Linked DNA regions of Mus musculus: region 1 is linked to region 2. The links are chromatin loops, found by intact Hi-C in ENCODE. Cell type or tissue: left cerebral cortex. All regions are shown on one strand. Each heading gives the region's core, and the rest is flanking DNA. Links, peaks and the distances in the headings are about the cores only. Region 1 has its middle 180 kb from the start of 1810046K07Rik. Region 2 has its middle 110 kb from the start of 1810046K07Rik.

What was found. A loop is a pair of places that touch in the nucleus more often than their neighbours do. Peaks named below come from ENCODE experiments on the same cell type or tissue, not always from the same donor. Only the 100,000 strongest peaks of a DNase experiment are listed, where the experiment ranks them.
Region 1: a loop joins it to region 2, with 2.2 times the contacts of the local background. A loop is called at or near these places in 3 of 42 quality-filtered maps.

Annotation. Positions count from the first base shown.
Region 1 is chr9:51,505,835-51,508,753 of GRCm38, forward strand. No RefSeq gene overlaps it. Among named protein-coding and RNA genes, the nearest start is that of 1810046K07Rik, 180 kb to the left of the region's middle. In left cerebral cortex, for the core only: no CTCF peak of the experiment used is centred there; DNase peaks (open chromatin) are centred at 1,655 and 1,942; H3K27ac peaks cover 705 bases.
Region 2 is chr9:51,440,513-51,443,431 of GRCm38, forward strand. No RefSeq gene overlaps it. Among named protein-coding and RNA genes, the nearest start is that of 1810046K07Rik, 110 kb to the left of the region's middle. In left cerebral cortex, for the core only: no CTCF peak of the experiment used is centred there; a DNase peak (open chromatin) is centred at 1,645; H3K27ac peaks cover 817 bases.

The DNA of each region.
Region 1 (2,919 bases), core at 106-2,605, 65 kb after region 2:
TGCTTAAATCTCTTAGCGCTGTTTGCAACCTAGCACTCCTGCTAAATCTTTTTCTTGTAGTATCAGTCTTCACAGTCAATTTCAGAGGTAGGCACCACTGTCTCAGTTTATATGTGAAGAAAGTGAGGCTTAAAGTCATCCATACACACACCCACAAACCTATTGAATACTGACCACTGCATTTAGCTGTCTGGTGATATGTGTAGACTTGATAAGATTGCTTTAATTGGAACAAATTCTTGACCAAAGTATGTTCAGAAAAAATATGAAGAAATTATTTAGAATTTATGATTGCTTTATAAAATGTACCTTTAAAGAGATGGGTGAAGTATAGGAAAGTTGGGGGATACCTAGAACATAGGGTTTCTAAAAACCTTAGGATAAGAGCATACTGGGATGGGACTGGATGGAGGCCAGAAGGAAAGCACTCAGCGCAGAAAGAGTTCATCCCCATGCACAGAAACACAGAAAGGAGATACACAGCTGGAAGGAGGGAGAGGTAGGAGGTGGTGGGAATTCTCTTATTGAGCCCATTTTACTTAGGAGAGTCATAAGCAAGGCCAGTAACTGAGATGGAGACTGGGCATCTAGTTTGCTTCTCCGTTGAGGTGATAAAGCTCTGGTCAAAAGCATCTAGGGAGAGAAGGGTTTATTTGGCTGACAAGTTACACTCCATCATCAAGGGAAGCCAAAGTAGGAACTGAAGCAGAGGTTATAGAGAAAAGCTGTTTATTGGCTTGCTCAGCTACCTCTCTGATACAGCTCAGTCACACCAGTGTAAGGATGGCATTGCCCACAGTGCTAGTCTGATGGAGATAATTCCACAATTGAGGTTCCCTTTTCCTGTGTATGTCAAGTTTACAACAAAGATTAGCCATCATTTCATGTGTGTGTGTGTGTGTGTGTGTGTGTGTGTGTGTGTGTGTGTTGGTGTTTGCGGGGAGGGAGGTTCAGGGAGGCTTGAAGAGAGCAGAAGGATGACTTGATCAGATGGGAAGTCAGAGAGTATAGGGGTGCATAGATGGCTGTAGGACAATATCGAAGGCCCTTTTGAAGATGGTACTCATAGGTTTAGATTAATCAGTAAGGCAATATGTTTTTCCCCTCATAGGCCAAGAGGTAGCTATAATTAGTGTACCAGTTAGCTTAGCTAGGCAAGCATTTCAAAGGTGAGGGGTACGAACATTAAGGGTGTATGCAAGGGGATAGTGGTACATGATCATGAAACTTTAAAATTGCATAATGGGTAAAAGCGGCCCATGCAAATGAGACAAGGTAGTGAAATATTTCTAAAGAAATGCACCAAATGTCCTGATTGAATGAAAGTATTGATGGATGCCAGGTGAACAGTAACAGTCAGGGAGGGGGATAAGCGAAATGGGAAATTGGTTGTGAATTATACAGTCCTCAAGGTCATGCAATGTCATGTTGCAGAGCTGGCTGAACCTAGAGCCCACCTGAGACCTGGGTAGTTGATGAGAGATGTTTCCACTCACAGAAGCATAACTGGTCTTAATGTATCATCCATGCAAATGAGACCCCGTGGCTTTCTGTGGGTGAATATTTATAGCTTCACATGAGGACAGAAATATGAAAATTTTACCTCCCCCTCCCACTTCTTACAGAAATAGCAACCAGTTCAGATGGGCTGGGTTGAGTCCACAGAGAACATATGTTTGGCTGTGAGGGGGAAACAGAGAAAGCCAGCTAATGTGAGGCTGTGCTGTCCCTCATGAGTTGGGGGATTAAATGTCACTTTGTGAGGTTGTGTCTGTGTGGTTTTTGCCATGAAGCTGGTCATTACCTTCCCAGCTCCCTATCTCCCCTATGGGTGATGGGCGAGAGTACCTACCCTCATTCCCCAACAGCAAAACATGGGCATGCCTCAGACTTGTGCTATGTATGGAACAGAATTAAATGAGAAACAGACCCTGAACTGCACTGAGTATGTGAGGCAGACTGATGACAGACTAGGAATGCTGAGAATAAGGCTGGGCTCCCATATGACTGCTGACAGTAAGGGTGTTAACTCTAAGTTCCCTGACTATATCCAGTTGCCACAAGGCGCTGTGTGCCCTTCCTGTAACAGCCTGTCTCTGTTCTGTCTCTGTGGCACATTGCACACATGCATGAGGTGCGCATACACATGTATACACATATGCATGCATGTGCACACACATGTACACACACACACACACACAAACCTAGAGTAGCATGTATAGGATTCACGAAAGCTATATGCCTTGAGACCATAGCCTAAGTTTTGAATATTGGGAAAAAATATACTATGCAGTCCATTGAGCTTCTGTGGTCATTTCTGTGAGGAGCAGTAGTTACTCAGACTGTGAGTCTTGGATGTTTTTGACTCTTTGGCTTTCACACAATTATGTAATTTGGTAAATGCTGCTTCTTCACTTCAGGTTTCTGAGGTAATACAACTGAAGTGCTGGTTGTCTGTCTGTGCTCTTCTTCCCCATATGCCCTCAATGAAAGGAGCGGGGTTTCCCTTCAGGAGACGGGGATGCTTGTTTTCTGTCTAAGGGGAGTTTTATGCTTCATTGATTTCAACTAAATATGTGACTCAACTACAGACTCATAATTTAGTGATGGGATTGTCTAGAGAGAATAGGGAAATGAAAATACAGAAGTATATGTGTGTATGTCTCTCTGTGTAATTATATCTATATGTGTGTATGTATGTGTGTATGAGGTGTATTCATGTCCATATATATGAATGTAAGTACATATGAGTATCTGTGTATATGTCAACATGTATGATATGTACAATGTATGTATGTCTACGTGTGCATGTGTGTGTGTGTGTGTATTTTAGTATGTGCTATGGAGTGGTGAGCAGAGAGCTTAGATACTGAGAGAGACTAATGAAAGTAAGGTATGATAAACAATAGTAACAAAATA
Region 2 (2,919 bases), core at 321-2,820:
CCAAAATTTCATTACCCATGTCTCCAGCCTTCAGGAGATGCACATAGATCTTCAAGTAGTATCTGAACATCTCTAGTCTCACTTGATTAGAGTGAGGAGAGAATCCTTCCCCTCACTGCCTCTCTACAGATGGTGGAGTGAAGCAAACTAAACAAACACCTTGATAGCTCTCTGAAGACAGTGCTCTGATACTTGTACATTGAAGAGCTGGATGTCTGGGTGCAACTAAGGGCTGCTTTTCAGTGTTGAGATGGTCTGATAGAAATATTCAAGGGTGATTCCTACTTCTTACTTTTGTGTGGTCCCCTCTTTAGGTGTGTGTGTGTGTGTGTGTGTGTGTGTGTGTGTGTGTGTGTGTGTGTGTGATGGCTTGTATATGCTCAGCCCAGGGAATAACATTATTAGAAGGTGTGGCCTTGTTGGAGTAGGTGTTTCACTGTGGGTGTGGGCTATAAGACCCTCATCCTAACTGCCTGGAAGTAAGTCTTCCACTATCAGCCTTCAAATGAAGATGTAGAACTCTCAGCTCTGCCTGTACCATGCCTGCCTGGATGCTGCATGCTCCCACCTTGATAATGGACTGAGCCTCTGAACCTGTAAGCCAGCCCCAATTAACTGTTGTCTTTTATAAAAGTTGCTTTGGTCTTGGTGTCTCTTCACAGAAGTAAAACCCTAACTAAGGCAGGAGGAAAACACACATGTATTTAACAACAGATTATATTTTAACAATATAAAATGTCAAAAATGACATCTAAAAGTAATTAATATGCTAACACAGTAAAAAATAACAGATGATGTCAATAATTTTGAAAGTACCTTAACTTAGATTATAATTGACAAAAATCATGTAAAACCATTCTCTAAAGGATCATTCAGCCAAAATTTAGTAAAATGTTAAAAATATAATAGAAAAAAATTGGTATATGCATGTGTGTGATAAAATATTGCTCAAGTATGGAAATCTGTAATGTAAAGAGATTCACTGCAAAACTGACACAAAATTGTGTTCTTACCTTTAGTAGCAGTATTTATCAGAACGAAGTGCCTGCTAATATCTAGATGTGCACTGTCACAATTCTGTTCCATGTCTGTAAATAGAATAGCACCAAATTCATCACTGAACGTTATGTTGTGAAATTGCATTTTTATTTTATTGCCTTGTACTTCTCTATGTTTTCCATTTGTGCATTAAAAAAAAAACCCAGTAATGGAAAGGCTGTGAGTCCTTACTTTCACTGTTACTGTCAGATCAGGCTGACTGGAGGCTCTCAATGAGCCAGGCTAGCTGAGAGAGCAACACAAATCCTCTTCCAGTCCATCACTAGTTAATGAGGTGTAGGAATGGTGGGTAGTTAAAAACAAACAAGGGAACTGAGACTGCATAGAAGATAGTAAGGGTCACATGAGGAGAGTGCTTTAAAGAAGACAGCCTGGCTTCCCACTGAGATTCTGCAAACTGCTGTATGTTTGAGTTCCCCCACGAGAGCCCTGCTGCTTAGCAACTACCACATAAAGTCATCTTTCTCGTCTTAAAAAAAAAAAGAAAAAAGAAAAAAGGAAAAAAAATTCCAGGCTATGCATGACTTAAATGAAGATGTTCTAGTTCACTGGAGCCTGGGGAGCAATCTACTTGTAGCTGTCTTTGGCATTTGTGCCAGGCACATCAGCAAGTGGAATGAAGATGCTGTGTACGCCCCGTGTCTTCATCTCCAGCATGTGGCAGAGTGCAATGAACGGAACAGCTGTTCTCCCCAGGACTCATTTCTGCTCTCTTGCAGAAGCAAGTGCTCTTCACAGAGAAAATGCCATGCAGAACAGTTTTGGACTCAGTGACTCTGGCCAATTTTTCATTGTGACAGCTAAGAGTAGAATAAGTGTGTGTGTGTGTGTGTGTGTGTGTGTGTGTGTGTGTGAGTGGAAAGGCAACAGAGTAGCATTTGGGCTTATTACAAGGCATCCCCACCCCACCCCAGGATTATTTTTCTGTTTGTCTCCAGAGTGAATCATTGTAGCAACTTTTTCAAAGCAAGCTCTAAATAATGCCTTCCTTTTATTATCGGTCTAGTCCCAATGAGTAGATATATCCAATAGAAATAAGGAAGACACCAGAGCCTTCCCATCCTTCACATCTACTCTCTGTGTGCATATCCACCCATGCTGTGGTTTTTCTTTTCCATTTTTATTTGTGTGTGGTGTGCATGAACATGTATTTGTATGTGTGAGGGCACATTATATGTATGTACACATGCAAGTATGTATGCATGCACATGCAGATGTTTGAGATTGATGTCCGGCACTAGTCTTAATTGCTCTTGTACCTTAGTCATTGAGGGGTGGTCTTTCCTTTTGCTAAACTGTTTTCCTCTTTGAGTTCTCATCCATTTATATAGTAGATTTTAATTATTTTGCCCCCATCCTTTTCTCTCATCTCTACTTGTCTCAATAAGCCCCCTTCATGTTTGCATGTCTTTGTTTAATATGTGGTCCCCTGACTTAATTAGTTTTTCTCACCTGAGCACATATGAAAGGTTATTCGCCAGGTCAGGGCAACTTGCTAGTAGCTACATCACTAGAGAAAGTAACTCTTTGAATCAGACCCATAGCTCATTCATAGATAGGGTTAGTCTCCCTAGCCAGCCCCTTTGGAGGTCTCCCTGCTTCTGCCTTCTAAAGCTGGAATTACAGGAAAAGCTGCCTTTCCTACCTGGTATTTATGTCACAGTGATTGTGCCTGATGTTTCTTTTGGAAGGGGACATGTTTCCAAGGTAGTTTCATAGGACTTTAAAGGGTAGTTCACTGTAATTGGGAATCAGTTCCCCTACTTGGAAAATGTGCAGACATACAAGAAACCCACGGAGAATTACCTCCCAATTGCCACTCATTTTAGCTGGACTTGGATATTAGTGTTTAAAAGTGAT